Linked DNA regions of Homo sapiens: region 2 is linked to region 1. Evidence: chromatin loops called from intact Hi-C (ENCODE). Cell type or tissue: body of pancreas. All regions are shown on one strand. Each heading gives the region's core, and the rest is flanking DNA. Links, peaks and the distances in the headings are about the cores only.

Region 1 (9,717 bases), core at 545-8,544:
GTACCTCACTTCCTGAAGGGTTGCATGAGGGAATCCTCTGTGGTATGTGTTCAGTAACTGGCAGCATTGGTTCTTTGCAGATGGTTCCAATCTGTTTCCTTCAGTCTAGATTCCTCTACCCTAGAGTGAAGTTTTTTCTTTTCTTTTGAAAAACTAGTTAGTCACCGGGCGCGGTGGCTCACGCCAGTAATCCCAGCACTTTGGGAAGCCGAGGTGGGTGGATCATGAGGTCAGGAGATCGAGACCATCCTGGCTAACATGGCGAAACCCCGTCTCTACTAAAAATACAATAATAATAATAATAATAATAATAATTAGCCGGGCGTGGTGGTAAGCACCTGTAGTCCCAGCTACTCGGGAGGCTGAGGCAGGAGAATGGTGTGAACCCAGGAGGTGGAGCTTGCAGTGAGCCGAGATTGCGCCACTGCACTCCAGCCTGGGGGACACAGTGAGACTCCGTCTCAAAAAAAAAAAAAAAAAGAAAAACCAATTAATCACACAAGTATGTATTAAATGCATTGTCCATGTAAAAAATGAAAACATTATAAAGAAGGTTGGAGTCCTGAGGGGCCCCCTCCTTATTCAATCGCCATTCCCTGACCCAGTTATCAAAAGCCACCACTTCTGGTTTTTTTTCTTTTTTTCTTTTTGTGACAGAGTTTCACTCTTGTTGCCCAGGCTGGAGTGTAATGGTGCGATCTCGGCTCGCCACAACCTCTGCCTCCCGGGTTCAAGTGATTCTCCTGCCTCAGCCTCCCGAGTACCTGGGATTACAGGCACGCACCACCATGCTCGGCTAATTTTGTATTTTTAGTAGAGACGGGGTTTCTCTGTGTTGGTCAGGCTGGTCTCGAACTCCTGATCTCAGGTTATCAGCCCGCCTCGGCCTCCCAAAGTGCTGGGATTGCAGGCACGAGCCACCGCGCCTGGCCCACTTCTGTTCTTTTACTGTGTGGCTTCTACTGTGCCGTTTACTGTGGATAAACTGGTAGGTATGTTCTCTCGCGGAGTCTTCCTGCTGGGTGGCTCTTGCCCCTGCAGTTTTCCTCCGGCCCCTAGTCTTTACCTTGAGCCTTTGGGGCTCTGACATTTTGCTTCTGCACAGGCTGAAGATTGAGCCCCAGGAGAGTCTTTTTGGGGGAACAGCAGGAGATTTAAGGCCTGTATTGGGGAGAGACTGGGTGAGGCCAGGGTGGGGTTGGGGCAGAAACAGAGGGCCATTTAGACCCATGTCTGTCCCTTTCTGTCCTGGTTGTTTTTCAGGGGAAATTTCAATCCTGAGATGATAAGGCTAATTTCGTCCAACTCCTCATTTTACAGATGGGAAACCCGAAGCTTAGGGAGGGGAAGTGACTGTCTTAGAGCAGACACTTGAGCTGGAGTTTTATCTTGGGCCTCATTATATGTCCAGTGCCTTTTTTTGTTTTGTTTTGTTTTTGAGACGGAATCTTGTTGTGTCACCAGGCTGGAGTGCAGTGGCGCAATCTCGGCTCACTGTAACCTCCGCCTTCCAGGTTCAAGTGACTCTCCTGCCTCAGCCTCCCTAGTAGCTGGGACTACAGGCACGTGCCCCCGTGCTCAGCTAATTTTTGTATTTTTATTTTTCATTTTTTAATTTTTATTATTTTTATTTTTTGTTTTTTTGTGACGGAGTCTCACTGTGTTGCCAAGCTGGAGTGCAGTGGCACAATCTCGGCTCACTGCAACCTCCGCCTCTCGGGTTCAAGCAGTTCCCCTGCCTCAGCCTCCCAGGTAGTTGGGACTACAGGTGTGCGCCACCATGCCCGGTTAATTTTTTTTCATATTTTAGTAGAGACGGGGTTTCACCATGTTGTCCAGGATGGTCTCGATCTCCCAACCTTGTGATCCACCCACCTTGGCCTCCCAAAGTACTGGGATTACAGGCGTGAGCCACCATGCCCGGCTTAATTTTTGTATTTTTAGTAGAGATGGGGTTTCACCATGTTGGCCAGGATGGTCTCGATCTCTTGACCTCGTGATCCGCCCACCTCGGCCTCCCAAAGTGCTGGGATTACAGGCATGAGCCACCGCGCCCGGCCGTCCAGTGCCTTTTTAACCAAACAGTGCACTGTGTACATTTCTAGACAAGTCCTGGAGCTCCCTGCAGGCCGGAAAAAGGGGCCTCCGGGAATGTCTGACGTGAAGGGGAAGTTTCAGTCTTGGGTTCAGTGCTTTGAATGGGGCCGTGTGGCAGAAGTTTGCTTGGAGCTGTTTGCTGAGGCTATCTGTCTGCATTGGTGGTGGTATCACTTAGTGTATATTGGGGTGTCCAATCTTTTGGCTTCCCTGGGCCACATAGGAAGAAGAAGAATTGTCTTGAGTCACACATAAAATACACTGACACTAACAATAGCTGATGAGCTAAATAAAAATCACAAAAAAGTCTCATAATGTTATAAGAAAGTTTATGAATTTGTGTTGGGCCACATTCAGAGCTGTCCTGGGTTGTATGAGGCCCATGGGCTGTGAGTTGGACAAGCTTGGTGTATAAGATATGTGTTTCATTCAGATCTTGTTTTATTGAGTCCTGATGGCAGGAGGATATCAGGGGGTCACCTCACCAGGGCCAGGAGGGCCTCTGTGGGCCGGGCCTGCTGCCTTCCTGACCTCATTGCCTCCACCTGCCCACTCAGCTCCACTGGCCTTCAGGCTCAGGCGTGCTCCTGCGCCAGGGCCTTTGCACAGCTCCGCTGTCTGTGGTATGCTCTTGTTATTGATTGACTGATTGATTGATTGATTGATTGAGACAGAGTCTTGCTGCAGTGCCCAGGCTGGAGTGCGGTGGTGTAATCTTAGCTCACTGCAACCTCCACCTCCCGGGTTCAAGCGATTCTCCTGCCTCAGCCTCCCAAGTAGCTGGGATTACAGGCACGCGCCATCATGCCCGGCTAATATTTGCATTTTTAGTAGAGACGGGGTTTCACCATGTTGGCCAGGATGGTCTTCATCTCTTGACCTCATGATTCGCCCGCCTCGGCCTCCCAAAGTGCTGGGATTACAGGCGTGAGCCACCGCTCCTGGCCTTGTTTTTTAAATTAATTAATTTTAAATTAATATTTTCATTATAAAATGTTTCAAACACACACAAAAATAGATAAAATGGTATAATTCTTCCATATCACCTAGTAGCTAGTCCACGTTAATATTTCTCTAAGTACCTCAGAGTATCTTCTTACAATATTTGGAACTAGATATAAGCACGGTTCTGGGATGGTTTTGAGCAGAGAACTGGTGTGGTCTGGCTTATATGTTGCAGGTGGAGTGTCCATGGGCAGGGGTGGTGGTGAACACACCAGTGAGGAGGCCATTGCAATAGTTGAGGCTGCATAGGATGGTGGCCTGGAGCTGGGCTGTGTTGTGGGATGGAGGGACTGGAGATGTATTTTTGGGGTAGGGTAGAGAATATATTTACACACACAAACACAGAGACACATGTTCCCTTCCTTCAGCCTGGGTGACAGAGCAAGACCCTGTCTTCAAAAAAAACAAAAGACTCCATTCAGGTCAGACACGGTGGCTCACTTCTGTAATCCTAGCACTTAGGGAGGCCAAGGCAGGAGGATCCCTTGAGGCCAGGAGTTCAAGACCGGCCTGGGCAATACAGCAAGATCCCATCTACACAAAATATTTAAAAATTAGCTGGGAGTGTTGGCACACCCCATGCATTCTTGTCTGCATGCAGTGCAATGTACAGGCCGGCAGGTGGCACAATTGACCACTTGCTGGTCTCCCGTTTTGGCGATGCCATCTTAGGGCATATCCTCTGCGGGTGGGGCCTGGCATTGGCACCCCAACCTCTGCCTCTGGAGTCAGCCTCAGCCTCCAAGGCAGTGTGGGCCTGAGGGTCTGGCTTCCTTGCAGCCAGCCTCACCTGAGTTCTCAGATGGTTCGAGCCAGGAGCAAATCTGACGGAGCGGGTGTGGTAGCAGGAGCCGGTGCTGAGTGTGTGGACTGACCCCCGGCGTCTCCCCGACTGTCCCCTCTTCCTTCACTTCTGCCACCACCACCTAGTTGAAGCCACCGTCATCTCCCACCTGAACTGCTTGCCCTGGCCCTCTTAGCAGCCTCACCGTGTCCCCTCAGGCCACATTTCCTGACCCACGGCCATCAACAAATCTGATCCAGCCAGGGCCCTGTATGGAGCCTTCAACGGCTCCTGGCCAGGGCTGTGGATTGGGCCCTGCCCATCTCGCCCATGTCCTCTCATGCCCTCTCCTCCTGGCCCACCTGGTGCCCACCACACCGGCCTTGCATAGGCTGCTCCCTCCGGCTGAAGCCTCACCCCTCCCCTGGGCTCCCCGGGGCTGACTCCTTCTCACCCTTCAGGTCTCCGCTGCCCTGGACCCTCCTCAGAGAGGCCGGCAGAAGTGAGCCTCCTTCTGTTGTCCTCCGTCAAAGCCATGTGCTTATGTCCCTTGCAGGACTCGCCATGATTTGTAAATGTCCATCTCCCTTCTGTGTGTCCACTTCCTCCTGTTGTTTCCCTCTAGAAGGAAAACCCCCTATGGCAGAAGCCTCGTGTCTGTGCCCCTGGTAATCCTGGCAGGAGTAGGAGCCAGGAAATCTTTGTTGATCAATACGTGAAATCGGCCTGAAATAATTTCTACTAACATTTTGGTGACCATTCTTCCAGAACATTTTTCGGCAGCACATATACGTGTGGAGGGAGGAATATCTGGTTTGGCAATAAATGAAATATGTGTACTGCCATCTGTTCTCTTTGAAGCTTTGATTTTTAGAGGAATCCTTGTGTCTCTGGACAGATGATTTAAAGGGGAGCAAGGCTGGAGATGAAGGAACTGGCTGGGAGGCTGATACGGCAAAGTCAGGGGCCTGGGCTAGCAGTGGCCATGGGAGTGGAGGGAAGTAGGCAAGGAGGACTTGGGGCCAGGCTGGATAATGGGAGCCACAGTGTTGTCCAGGTTGATGCCCAGGCACCTGGCTTAGGCCCCCCGGGAGTGGTGGAGGAGCCGGGTCAGGGGTGACTTCAGTGGAGGGCATACTGTGTCAGGGGGTCGGGTGCCCTACTACAGATGCCTTTGAATGGATTTTTTGGGTTTTTTTTTTCTGAGGCAGGGTGTCGTTCTGTTGCCCAGGCTGGAGCTCACTGTAACCTCAAACTCCCAGGCTCAAGTGATCCTCCTGCCTCACTTTCCTAAGTAGCTGGGACTGCAGGTGCACCACCATGCCCAGCTAATTTTTAATTTTTTTGTACAGATGGGATCTTGCTGTGTTGCCCAGGCTGGTCTTGAACTCCTGGCCTCAAGGGATCCTCCTGCCTCGACCTGCCAAAGTGCTGGGATTACAGGCGTGAGCCACTGTGTCTGGCCTGAATAGAGTCTTTTTGTTTTTTTCGTGGACAGGTTCTTGCTCTGTCCCCCAGGCTGGAGTGCAGTGGCATGATCACAGCTCACTGCAGCCTCAACCTCCTGGGTTCTAGCAATCCTCCCACCTCAGCCTTGCAAGTATTTGGGACTGCAGGTGCACCATCACGCCCAGCTAATTTTTGTTTTTTTTGTACAGATGGGATCTTGCTGTGTTGCCCAGGCTGGTCTTGAACTCCTGGCCTCAAGGGATCCTCCTGCCTGTGCCTGCCAAAGTGCTGGGATTGCAGGTGTGAGCCACCACACCTGAATGGAGCTTTTTTTTTTTTTTTTTTTTTAAGGCGGTGGCGGGGTGGGGGTACTGAGTCTTTCTCTGTCACCCAGGCTGGGAGTGCAGTGGTACAATCTTGGCTCACTGCAACCTCCACCTCCCAGGTCCAGGTGATTCTCCTGCGTCAGCCTCCTGAGTAGCTGGGATTACAGGCACATACCACTATGCCTGGCTAATTTTTGTATTTTTAGTAGAGGCGAGGTTTTACCCTGTTGGCCAGGCTGGTCTGGAACTCCTGACCTCAGGTGATCCGGCCGCCTTGGTCTCCCAAAGTGCTGGGATTACAGGCGTGAGCTACTGTGCCTGGCCAGAATGGAGTTTTGAAGAGTGTAGTAGAAGGAGCTGGCGGGGCAGGATGTTGTGGATGAGAGGCATGGGCATAGGCACAGAGCATCTGCGGTTCTTAGGCCTGTGAGGGCTGCAGGGCCCTGGCCTTCCTGGAACTCCTGTCTGGGCCTCTCCAGCCCTCTGAGCCTCACCCGGCCCTAATGAGCCTCTCCTCTCCTGGATCGCTGCTTACTGAGCTTCCTGCCACCTCCTGCCATATCCACCCTAGGTCTGAATCCTGACCCCTGTGCGGGAGGAGTAATATTTTTTCTTCACCCATTGTAAGGTTTATGGCTGAGACCCTGATAACAAAAGGCAGATGAACAAGAGAAAAGCATGCACATTTAAGTTTCATGTGACATGGGAGCCTTCAGAAAAAAACCCAAAGAGACAGGGACGCCTGTGTAGTTTCATGTGAAGTTTGATGAAGAATGGACGGTCATGCAGGACGACTGGACTAGTACCATCTGATGGCAGTAAACTGTTTGTCCAGATCCCCCTCTGTGTCCCTGTGTCTTCAGAAATAAGGACATTGGGGCTGGGTTTGGTGGCTCATGCCTGTAATCCCAGCACTTTGGGAGGCCATGGGTGGCTCACCTGAGGTCAGGAGTTCCAGACCAGCCTGGCCAACATGGTAAAAGCCCATCTCTTCTAAAAATACAAAAATTAGCCAGGCGTGGTGGTGTGTACCTGTAATCCCAGCTACTCTGGAGGCTGAAGCAGGAGAATCACTTGAACCTGGGAGGTGGAGGTTGCAGTGAGCCAAGATCGCACCACTGCACTCCAGCCTGGGCGACAGAGTGAGACTCCATCTCAAAAAAAAAAAAAAGGACATTCCTTTCCCCTAGGTATAGGTATAGAGTGGGCACCTATGGAATCAGTGTTCTATGACCTGCTTCAGGGAGAAGGCTAGGGGAAGGCAAGCGTGGCCCTCCTGCTGCTTCTGCTGTTGTCTCAAATGCCAAGATGCCATATTTTGGGGTAGCATGTCCTAAACCCCATAACCCCCATTGTTTGCAACCTGTGTGACCTTGGGGAAGCTCCTTGACTTTTCCTTTTGGTGTCTCTATCCCTAGCGCAGGGCAGTTCTATTCTTGGGCATTGTATGAGATGTCCAGATGATGCAGGAGACAGCACCCTGCATGGGGACCACACGTAGCCAGGGTGGGGCACCCGGGAGCTTCCTTTCTGTCCCTCCCTTGGAACCCCGCTTTTTTCTTGATTTGTATCATGGATGGGAAGATGCCTGTCCCAGTACAGTTGATGTGAAAATCAAATTTGCCCTTGGAATGAGGCCAAATGCTTTACAAATGTCAGGAGTCGCTCCTGCCTGGGAGCTGTCTCTACCTGGAAGGTGGCATCTGGCCTGTGGGCTGTTGGTTTGGGGCCAGGACTGGGCTGCTGCTTTGCCTGTGGTGCTGAGCCCTGACTTGGCTGCAGGGTGAACCCTGGGTGGTCTCTGGGGCTACTCCTCTCCTAGGATGGAGAGGTAGTGACTCCTCCCTAGGCCTCCTGGGAGGCTCTGCCTCTAGCTCCTCCCACCCCAGGCTCAGTCTCAGACGCTCTCTTGGGGCCACTGCTCCCGGCCCTGCAGCCCTCACTCCTTTGATATTGTAGGTTGTCAGTGCTGCGTTTAAGGAAAGGGATTCTTTGCTTTGATTACTGCCCAGACAGGAACTTCCTGGGTAAGTCACCTTCATGTCACCCAGAAGCTGCTGGGGGGAGGGCTGCTGGGGATGGGGGGACCACCAGAGCTCAGGAGAGGGCTGCACAGCATCTGGCCTCTGTCTGGCTTCCTCTCCTGCTGCTCTTGTCCCCACTTCTGGGCACCACCTTCACCAGTGGGTGAAGGTCCCCAGTGGAGGCCCCTGGGACTGACACCCACGTCTTGACCACAGTGACTGGTGGCTACGATGCCTTCATCCGCCTGTGGAACCCCTTTGTCTCAAAGAGGCCCGTGTGGCTGATGAAGGGACACCAGACCTCAGTGACGCACATCCTTGTGGATAGCAGGAACAACAGCATCCTCATCAGTGTCTCCAAGGACAAGGTCCGCCCCGACGGTCCGCCTGACTCCTTCTGTTCCTCAGGGAAACACACTGGCCAGAGAAATGGCATGACCTCCCTGCCCACGGCCCCACATCTGGCCAAAGGCCTAGCAGGAGGGGCCCCGGGTGGGAGGAAGGTGAGGGTGGCCATGGACCTCTGAGCATGTCCCCAGAGCTGGGTTCCCAGGTAGCCCAGCCTGGCTTCTAACTTTGTGACCCTGGCAAGTCCTTCCCTTTTCTGAGCCTCAGTCCTCAGTCTCCCTATCCATAGAATGGGCTGTTGAGTGGTTTAGAGAACCAGCAGCAAAACAGCAGTGCAGTGTCTGGCACAGGGGAGTTGTGCAATGCATGGCAGCCGTTCCCCTGCGCTGCCCCTGCCCTCGATCTGCACCTCTCAGTTGCTCTAGTGACCCCTCCTCGGCTGCCTGGCCATGAGGGCTGGGCTTGGCCTTTCCCACATGCCAGGGCTCCCACTTGGGACCCGCCACTGTGCTCCTCTGCAGCTGTAGGCTCAGGATACTGCCCCGTCTGCTGGGCTGTGGGCCCACAGTGCTGGGGGCCCTCCTTTAGGGGACAGGTTACGTTTTCTGGAACTCTGGAGATGGAGAATTGTCAGGGCCCTCAGGGTCACCTGGAGCACCCTCTCCAACATATCCACACACCCTCCTGTCTGGAATTTTCCCAGAAGCCCTGGGAGCTGGGATCATCGCCTCTGATGAAGGGTCTGAGTCTGGGGCATGGGGACAGGGACAGTCTCGCTGAGGTCCCCAGTCGGCCATGGGCAGAGGATGCCTCCAAGAAGTCAGGGTCTTGGAGGGACTTCTGTGGGGCCCTCTAGGGAAAGTTCCTCCACCTGGGAGGAATGGGAGGGGCCCCTCTGGGGACAGGCAGGCCACTGTGGCAACTATGTTGGTAGCCACTACCGGACTGTGTCCCAGGCTGGAGTGGCAGCAAGGGAGGGCCTGGGGCCAGCATGTGCTGCCTGGCTTGGCTTTTGTACCCAGCCAGTGAATTCAGCTGCTCCAACAGGGTGGAGGCCTGGGGGCAGGCTGGGGGTGGAGCTGTGCCCGGCCCTCACTCACTGTGTACCTGGGTTATCTGAGCACAAGAGTAGCCTCTCTGCTGCTGGGTGTGACGGTGCCAACACCATGTGTGTGTGTTAGAAGTGCTTGGACGGACGATGTGCCCTGGCCTTGTTCGCCGGAGGCACCCCCGAGGCTTCAGGAGCCGGCTACATCCCCGAGACCCATGCTCAGCGTCTTGCCTTTTTCCCATCCCCCAGAATATTCGCGTGTGGGACATGCTGGACTACATATGCCTCCAGTCCTTCTGTGGGAAGTTTTTTGCTCTGGGAAACTGCCCCATCACCAGTGCCTACTTCTTCGAGAAGGACAATACCCTCATCTGCAGCACCTACTCAGTGAGTGCTGTCCCAGGAGGGAGTGGGGTCAAGGCCGCAGGTGGAGGGCCAGGGTCTGAATCCCATGGGACACCCAAGGGGTGGCCACGTCCTGTCCCTCCTGGGACTGCTGAAGCGGCTAGACTCTGTGGCCTGGCCTGTGAGGGGCCGTGTCTTGGGATTTCCTGAAATCCTGTTTCTAGGCCCCCAGCCTGTCACCCTCTCTGCAGCTGCTGCTGCTGTCTGCACTGTCCCCACTCAGGCGTC
Region 2 (9,717 bases), core at 1,029-9,028, 190 kb after region 1:
TGACCGGGGAATTCCTGGAGCTGGACCTCAACGTGAGTGCCTGGGGTTCAGGGCAAAGGGTGGTGGCCCTCCTCCCAAAGGCAGGAGTATCAGTGAGGCCCTCCCAGGGCTTCTGCTGAATGCCTGGGAAGTAACACTTGACAGGACCCTCTCGATTAGAAGAAGGCCTTCTAAGAGCTGTGTTAGAAAACATAATCATGGCCAGCATTCCAAATGCTTACTGTGTGCCAGGCACATTCTGTGTGCTTTGTGTCGATTAACTCAGCCTATCTTCACAGCAACCATATGAGGGAGGCACTTCTTATTGAGGAAACTGAGCCACAGAAAGGTTAAATCACTTGCCCAAGGTCACACAGCTAATAAATGTGGACCTGGGGTCTGAACCCAGGCAATCGAGCTACTAGGTGCTAAAAGAGCTGCTGCTGTGGGATTGGGTGTACTGGAGGAATAAATGTGGCCAGAGGTATGCTGGTAAGCATTTAACCATCATCTCTCCATGATTAAAAAAAAGTCCTGATTTGTAGCATTGGCCAATATCCATGGTATCAAAACTCCCATCATGGACAGCTTCAAGTTACCAACATGACGTCAGTGGATGCAGAGTTGGGAAGAGATGTGTGAAATCTGACCATGTGAGGTGGTATGAGCTGGCTCCTCCAGCACTGGCCTGCATCTGGCCCCTAATTTTGTATGGGGCACGCACACATATGTACTTTCCCTAGGCTTCATGAACACAGATGACTCCACACTTGCTCCAGCAGATACAGAGATGCAGGAGTGCATCCGTGCTCCCGTGTATACAGGCGCCCCTGCGCATGCATATATATTTCCAGCACCTGTGCATGCACACCTAATATATTCATAAACATACATCTGTTGAAGAGATATTCATTGGTCACCCGCTGTATGCCTGAGCTGAGGCTGAGTGAGGCTCTGGGCTGAGTGCTGGAAGTACAGTGATGAACAAGACAAAGTCTCTGCCCTGATGGAGATTAGAATGTTTTGGAGGGGACAGGCCATAAAGAATCACTCAAACAAATATGCAATTCTAAGTCATGAGCACGGTGATCAAGGATCCGAGGCTATCAGAGCCTAAAGCAGGGGGTGTATGATCCACCCAGGGAAGTCAAGGAGGGCTTCCTGGAGGAGGTAACACTTGAGCTGAGAGCTGCCAGATGAGTGGAACTTAACAAAAGAAGAATGTGGGGAAGGGAATATCCTGTGGGAAGGCTCCATGGTGGGGGTAGTGGTGTTGTGGGGAGACTGCAAAGGCCCTGGTGGCTGTGTAGCGGGAAGGTGAGAGACAGAGTGGCTTGGAGGCTGGAGAGGTCTCCTGGAGCAGATCACCTAGCACCTTGTAGACCGTGGAGAGGAGTCTGGTCTTTAGAGGGTAGATATGCATTGTACAGATGCATACATATGCTAGTTCATCACTGCAGGGCTGAGTTTGGAGAGGATCTGTCATACCATGGCTGTAATTGTAAGTGACCATGAAGCAGGAACTGCGAAAGGTTCCACTGCATCATAAACTGGAGGAGAGTGGGGACCATGCATCAAAGAGCCACTCAGACTCAGTGGGTTTAACCAAAAATGGCTGCCTGGAGGCAGATTCAGGGCCTCACTCCAGCCTTCAGTCCCCTTCTTTCCATCTTCTCCCTCCCTGTGACCCCTTTCTTCTCTTCTCCCCCAGACGCTGGTTGGGGAGGCTGGAGGAGGACTCATCGACTACCCATTGGGGTGGCCAGCTGTGTCTCCCAAGCCGATGCCAGAGCTGCCTCCCATGGGTGACAACACCAAGTCCCAGCTGGCCATGTCTGCCAACTTCCTGGGCTCAGTGCTGACTCTACTGCAGAAGCAGCATGCTCTAGACCTGGATATCACCAATGGCATGGTGAGTCACAGCCCCACCAGGGGGAGGTGGCTGGGCAGCAGACAGCTGCCAGTGACCCTTCTCAGTCTCCACAGACTTGGGGAATTTGCTGTGAAGTGAGAACTGCAGATGGTCCACCCCTTGACTCACCTCCAGCTCATGGGTGTGCGTCAATTACGTCAGTACTTGCCAAAGTGGTGCTTGGGAGGATTTCAGGTGGTCCACAGACCAAATCTCACGATGAGAAAGTTGCTCCCTATTCAATTTTATTTAACTTTATTTCAATTGTTTTTTAAAAGCATAACATATATTCACATATATGAACCTCAATATAAATGTTTAGAATGTTTTCATTTGGTAAACACTAATACATAAGTAACAAAATGACACATAACAAAATATCACCCTTAGGCATGCTCCAGTCATTTTCTTTCCAAACTTTTTCTTTTGAAAACTTTCAAGGCTTCAGAAAAGTTGCAAAATGCTACAACTGATGGACATATATCCTTCACTTAGATCCACTAGTTAAAATTTTGCCACAGTTGCTTCATATCTACCTATGCGTCCATTCACCCTCCTACCCACCCACTCCTCCACCCATCAACCCACCTATCCACCCACCCATTCATCCACCCATACATCCATCTATTTATTTATCCATCCACCCATCCACCCACCCTCCCATTCATTTGTATATCCATCTATTTATCCACCAGTCCTTCCATCTATCTATCCAGCCATCCAGCCATCCATCCACCCACCCACCCATCCACCAATCAAACCATCCACCCATTCATCCACCAATTCATCCATCTATCCATCCATCTGTTTATCTATCCATCCACCTATCCACCCACTCACCCACCCATCCACCGTCAACTCATTCATCCATCCACTCATCAACCCACCCATCCTTCCATCAACCCATCCATCTATCCAGCCATCCACCTATCCACTCACCCACCCACCCATCCACCATCAACCCATCCATCCATCTACTCATCAACCCGACCATCCATCCATCAACCCATCCATCTATCCATCCATCCACCTATCCACTCACTCACCCACCCATTTACCCATCAACCCACTCATCCATATCCACTAATCCATCCACCTATCCATCTATCCATTTATCTATCCATCCACCCACCCATCCACCCATCTATCCACCCATTTATGCATTCCTTCACAATTCATCCATCCATCCATCCATCCATCCATCCACCAATCCATCCATCCATTTATATATCCATCCACCCACTCACCCATTATCAATCTATCTGTCTGATCTGTCTGTCTGTCTCTCTGTCTGTCTCCCTGTCTGTCTATCCATCTATCTTATCTGTTTTTGAGCAATTTGAGCTTTCGCAGACATCATGACAATTCATTCCATAAACTTCACTGTATATCTCCTAAGAACAAGACATTCTGCACAAAACCATCATACAAATGATGCCAACACTTGCTTCCATTAAGAGAAAAGTCTCCACTTGGTGTCCGTATATAGTTAGCCCTCTCTTGCACTTGTCGTTGTCCCCTTTTAAACTAAGAGAGAACAGAGCTCATGCCCAAAGCTCTCCACAGACAATGATATCCATGCAGAAGGTAATGGCATTATTTTGTTTTTATTGTATTTGGTTTTACAGTTGCCATCTCTTTGTGTCAAGTGGTACTGGCTTTCCATTTTGAGTATTTGAGGTCTTAAGAAGCAAGCCAATTTAAAAATGCTAAGTAAATAATAGTACAGGTGGTTCAAGGATATGACAGAGGTCATGAATTTAGTGGACACTGAGTTATGCAAATGGACTTGATGCTGGTCTCCTTGTTTTAATAAGGAATGACATTTGTTTCTTTTCTTTTTCTTTCTTTCTTTTTTTTTTTTTTGAGACAGAATCTTGCTCTGTCACCCAGGCTGTAGTGCAGTGTTGTGATGTTGGCTCACTGCAACCTCCATCTCCTGGGTTCAAGCAATTCTCCTGCCTCAGCCTCCCAAGTAGCTGGGATTACAGGCATGTGCCATCATGCCCGGCTAATTTTTGTATTTTTAGTAGAGGCGGGATTTTCACCATGTTGGCCAGGCTGGTCTCAAACTCCTGATCTGAAGTGATCCACCTGCCTCGGCCTCCCAAAGTGCTGGGATTACAGGCATGAGCCACCGTTCTCGCCCAAGAATAACATTTTTAGAGGAGAAATATTCAGGTTTTGCCTGCTGTTCTTTGAAACACTCCTTGGTCAGCTTAAGTCAGCCCAGGTCACTTAACCACAAACTGGCTACGGTGATCTGCGTATGGTGATGATGGCTGGGTAGGCAGGACTTCCCCAGGGGTCTTTCAGGGAGAGAAGACGAAGACGCCCTGCTGGGTGTTGTAAAGCATGTAGGAGTTTAATCACTGTATTAGCAACTCCTGTCTGTACCGATAGCCTCCAGGATTCACGTGGCCCTTCTTCTTGTCCTATAGTTTGAAGAGCTTCCTCCACTTACCACAGCCACACTGGGAGCCCTGATCCCCAAGGTATGTAAGGTGGGCAGGTCCCATTGCCTTCAGCCTCATTCTCTATCTTGTTTGAGAAACTGGATTGGAAGGGAAGATGCTCAGCGCTGGGGTGGGGTGCTCTCCCCCGAACCCCTGCTTGGGAGTGCAGTGACAGTGACAAGGGCTTGCAGGCTAGACCCCCATGGGTGGGGGCGGGGGAAGACACAGAGGGTTGAGGTGGAAAGACCCTGAATTCTATAGGTGGTCCAGCCTGCATAGGCCTAATCCTAGCCTGGCCACTTCCCTTGCTGTGTGACTTTGGAGAAGAGTCTTAACATCTCTGAGCCTTAGCTTCCTCATCTGTCAAAAAAGGCTGCTGATACCTATTCCATAGGTTATCATAGGAAGGTAAATGAGATGATGCATGTAAAGGTGTCAACGCGGGCCAGGCACACTCGGGTGCACAGCTGCTTAGAGGGAAAAGCCAGGCCTTTGGAACAGACAGACATGAGTCAGCACATCCCAGTCATATGACCTTAGATGCACAATTCCTCTCTCTGAGCCTCAGTTTTCTCATCTGGAAAACGGGGTAACCATGCTCACTTCAGAGGGTGGCTGTGGACCTGGAGTCTGCACCAAGGCAAGGAGCAGGCATTTGATCAACATGAACTATTATTGCTGTTGTTAATAATTACACATTACTTCTTTTTTTAAAAAAAAGCAAGTGTGCTTTTGTCCAATTAGTGACCATATAGAGTTGGAACAAAGGCCTTTCCCACCCCAGTTCTGGTCCCATGTCTGGTTCTGGGCCTATTACCTTGCACCTGGAAGCAAAGGGCTCTGTACCTAGTAAGTGTTATGCAGGTGTGAATGATGGCTGCAATCTATAGCCATTTTAGACATTTTTCACCTCTTTTCTGCCTGCCCTGTTTAGTCCTGGGTGGAATTCAAAGGCTCTAGGGGGAGAACAAACTCAACACGTGGTCACTATTGCCCTCATGTGGCTGCAAATTGAACATCGGAAGGATCATTCTCTAGGGTGGTAACAGTGGCAGCTCCAGCCAGCAGGTGGACCCCTCAATCAACTGGACCTTTTATTTACTGGGTCACTTCCTATGTGCACTGCACTTTACAGCTTATGAAATTGTTTTTTAGAGTATACTTTTTCTTTCTTTTTTTGAGACAGAGTCTTGCTGCGTTGCCTAGGCTGGAGTGCAGTGGCACAATCTCAGCTCACTGCAAACTCTGCCTCCCTGGTTCAAGCAATTCCCCTGACTCAGCCTCCTGAGTAGCTGGGACTACAGGCATGCACCACCATGCCTGGCTAATTTTATATTTTGAGTAGAGACAGTATTTCGCCATGTTGACCAGGCTGGTCTCGAACTCCTGACCTCAAGTGATCTGCCCACCTCGGCCTCCCAAAGTGCTGGGAGTACAGGCATGAGCCACAGTGCCCAGTCAGAATATACTTTTTCAATTGGTTCTGATCATTCCCTCTATCCACAGGACCAAAGAGGAGAAGCACACCATTTACAGATGGGGAAACAGAGGCTCAGAGAGGTCACATGATGAGGCAGTAGCAGAGCTGGGGTAGAATAGGGACTGAGTCCTCAGTGGCGCTGGGACTGCAGCAGGGGGGATTCAGGCTGGACCCAGCAATGTGTCCTGGAGACCTGGGCTGCACGGAGTCACCAGGGGAGGGGACTTCTTTCTGTTTCTTTTGAAAGTAATATTGTGGTTTTGCCCATTTCTCTATGGTCAGTTAACATATTTAAGAAGTATATTCCTTAAAGTATGTATTTTTGGTAAGTCAATCATTTGATAAATATGGCAAACTGCCATTTTATGAATTGTCCCTTTAGTAAATTAGCTTTCAGGGAATCAAACTGCAGCAAACAAGCTCAAGTCCCTCCAGCAATCCGGGCTCGGGGGCAGCCTGTGCCTTGCCTGGGACCTCCCTGTGGGATTCCCCAGGCGTGGACTTCTCATTTCAGGAACAGTGTTCAGAGGCATTGGGAGGCTCTGGGCTCTGAGCCCACAGACATGCACTGGAATCTTAACTTTCCTCCTGGCCTTGGACAATTTCCTTGGCATTCCCCTCTGAGGCCCTGTTTTCTCATCTGTAATGTGGAGAAAAAAAAATACCCCATGGGTTGTTGTAATGACTGAATGAAATTAAGACTGTCCATTCAGCACCTGGCCAGCATCTCTGGGAGACCCCATTTCACTCAGTACCAAGTTTTAAGCATTTCCAGGTGTCAGGCATTGAGCCTGAATTTTGCCGGCATGATCACAGTTATTTCTCATAGTAACCCCATGTGCAAGGCTTGGAGAGGGCAGCTCCTTGCCCAGTTCTCACAGTGGGTCATTGGCTTTGCCTGTGGTTTGTTGGACTCAAGCAACATGAGACCCCGGTGCTCTGTGTTTAGAGGTTGGCTGATAACCCCCTGGGTACCTCCTATGCTAAGGGCCCTGTCCATCTGGCCTGGTGCCTGCCCACAGGTGTTCCAGCAGTACCCCGAGTCCTGCCCACTTATCATCAGGATCCAGGTGCTGAACCCACCATCTGTGATGCTGCAGAAGGACAAAGCGCTGGTGAAGGTGTTGGCCACTGCCGAGGTCATGGTCTCCCAGCCCAAAGACCTGGAGACTACCATCTGCCTCATTGACGTGGTGAGTGTCTGGAGGTACTGGTGGCCTCCAGCTGGGCCTCAAGACAGAGCCACATGGTCTCCTGGAGCCCAAAGACCCCTTCAAATCCCCTCAATCTCCACCATCATGACTATGGGCCCAACTTTGGGGCCAGAGGCTCTAACCCAAATCTAGCCTTTACCACTTCCAGCTACATGACTTTGGACAAGTCACTCCCTATCTCTAGACTAGAATCTTAACTCTCTTGCTGGCCTTGCACAATTTGCTTGGCATTTCCTTCTGAGCCCCAGTTTTCTCATCTGTAACATGGAGAAAAAATACCACATGGGGTTGTCGTGATGACTGAATGAAATTAAGACTGATTTTCTCCTCTGCCACAGGGGGATGGCAGTAGGGCATTAGTAAGATGCTCAGAGCAGTGCCTGACATACCCTAAAGGCTGCCAAAGTGTTAGCTGATATTATTCTCACAGGTTGCCTATACCCAGTGTGTGGCCAAGCCAGTCTTGATCATTCATTCAGCAATATTTATTGAGCACCTACTATGTGTTATGCTTTCTACTTGACACTGGGGAAAGGGGAAACGAGACAGATGGTGCCTGCTCTCTTGTACCTGGTACCTAGCAGGGGACAGATACAAATACAACAATTTTCACAATTATTTCATAGAAAGGAATCCTCTTAAAATGTGAACCATGGCCAGGCATGGTGGCTCACACTTGAGAACCCAGCTCTTTGAGAGGCTGAGGTGGGTGGATCACTTGAGGCCAGGATTTCGAGACCAGCCTTGTCAACATGGTGAAACTCTGCCTCTACTAAAAATACAAAAATCAGCTGGATGTGGTGGCACACACCTGTAGTCCCAGCTACTCGGGAGGCTGAGGCACGAGAATCGCTTGAACCTGGGAGGCGGAGGCTGCAGTGAGCCGAGATCGCACCACTGCACTCCAGCCCGGGTGACAGAGCAAGACTCCATCTCAAAAAAAAAAAAAAAAAAATGAACCATGTTTCTCCTCTGCATTCCTTCAATTCTGAAATAAAAGCCCATCTCCTGACAATGGCCCACAAAGTCCTCATGACCATCCCCTCATCACCTCTGAGCTCCTCAGTGTTCCTCCAACATGTCAGGCACTGTCTGACCTCAGGGCCTTTGCAGATGCTGTTCCCTCTGCCTGGGATGCTCTTCCCCCAGGTATCTGCACAGTTACTCCCTTACTTCCTTTTTTTTTTTTTTTCTTTGAGATGGAGTCTCACTCTGTGGTGAGACCCTAGGCTACGGTCTAGCTTAGGGCCCAGCACACAGTAGATGCTCAGTAAACATTGGTCACAGGAATGTGTTAAGCTGTGTTAAATGCCATTTCTCCCTCCATGATTAAGGCTTCAGGCTTTGGAACTCAGACACTTGGGACTCTGGTCCCATCTGCTGTCTTCCTGCTAGTCCCTCCTACTCCCAAAGCTTGAGACCAAATAAGCCACTTCTAGTTGGGAATTAGGTGCTCTAGGCTGGAGCATGCCAAGCCACAGAGTGTGGGGGTTCTTGTGTGGGCCTTATAAGATGGTCGATTAAAGGGTCGATTCTAGCCCACGAGTGGGAATGGCTGTCCCAATCTGTCCTCCATCAATCAGCCTCTACTGTGTGGAGATTTTCCATCAGCAGCTCAGAGGTTTGTGTGAGCCAGCCCAGCACCCTGCAGTGACTCCTGCTGTCCCAGGGATGCAGCCCTGACTCCTCCCCAGCGCACAGCTCTGCCTGGCTTGGTCCCTTTTCACTGCAGCCTCACGAACCCTTTTACCTCCTTGCTCTCTGGCCTCCTCTCTACCTCTCTAATGCCAACCTCTTCCCTGCCTCCTGGCCTTTGCCCATGCCCTCCCCACTGCCTGGATTACTCTCCCACCCTCTTTTCATCTGGCCAAGTCCTACATACCCTTCAGTCCTCAGTCCAAACACCATTTCCCACACCAGCTTACACCCCTGGCACGTGCACCCAGAGCCCCCAGTTCTTCATCAGGCCAGTCATCGTGGTCATTGTTATCTACTAACATCACCTGAATTTCTCAGGAGCTTACTGTTTTTTCATAAAGCCAACTTTTAAATTCAATTTATTTTGGGTGGGAGGCAGGGAAGGAAAAAGGGATTTTCCTACAAAAAGGCCTCTACTTGGAGAGAGAGAGAGAGATGAGCCTGGGCCTTTTATATCCTCTCCTGGGGATGGGACAGTTATGATTGGCAGCGGTGATGCCCAATCTCGTCATCTAAAGTGAGTTTCATAGGCTACGAGCCACTCCCCACCCACTCCGAGGCATTGCAGAGACACCTGGTAAACACCCTCTATAAATCATGGGGATCCTGTGACTGTTGCCTTACTGAGAAGTGTTCACTCAGCCCTTACTGTGACTCACTTGCAAACGATAGTTAATGTTGGCAACTTATTATTCCGAACTCCTTCCCTCCAGAGGTGGTGCAAATCCAGTACATGGTGAGTGTTAACCAGGAGTCTCATGCTTATAAAAGGAGGTCTGACCCAGGCCTCGGGGAACAACCTGCCATCATGCTCAGGGTTAACGAAGCCCTAGCTAGCACTGGGCACACAATGAGCCTTTGGCAAGCACTGGCCAAGACATGAAGGCAGTGACGTCTTTCTCCTTTCCTTTCCCTCCAGGACACAGAATTCTTGGCCTCATTTTCCACAGAAGGAGATAAGCTCATGATTGATGCCAA

What was found. Hi-C counts contacts between places; a loop is a spot of excess contacts. Peaks named below come from ENCODE experiments on the same cell type or tissue, not always from the same donor. Only the 100,000 strongest peaks of a DNase experiment are listed, where the experiment ranks them.
Region 2: a loop joins it to region 1, with 2.4 times the contacts of the local background. A loop is called at or near these places in 71 of 110 quality-filtered maps.

What each region holds. Positions count from the first base shown.
Region 1 is chr20:32,898,942-32,908,658 of GRCh38, forward strand. EFCAB8 (EF-hand calcium binding domain 8) reads left to right here. Exons shown (of 27, transcript NM_001143967.2): 12 at 7,621-7,688; 13 at 7,902-8,053; 14 at 9,334-9,471. Among named protein-coding and RNA genes, the nearest start is that of EFCAB8, 45 kb to the left of the region's middle. RefSeq lists an enhancer at 7,804-8,304. In body of pancreas, for the core only: a CTCF peak has its summit at 3,724 (motif pointing right); a DNase peak (open chromatin) is centred at 3,730.
Region 2 is chr20:33,090,768-33,100,484 of GRCh38, forward strand. BPIFB4 (BPI fold containing family B member 4) reads left to right here. Exons shown (of 18, transcript NM_182519.3): 10 at 1-32; 11 at 1,691-1,891; 12 at 4,333-4,386; 13 at 6,850-7,020; 14 at 9,659-9,717. Among named protein-coding and RNA genes, the nearest start is that of BPIFB4, 16 kb to the left of the region's middle. In body of pancreas, for the core only: a CTCF peak has its summit at 5,388; a DNase peak (open chromatin) is centred at 5,394.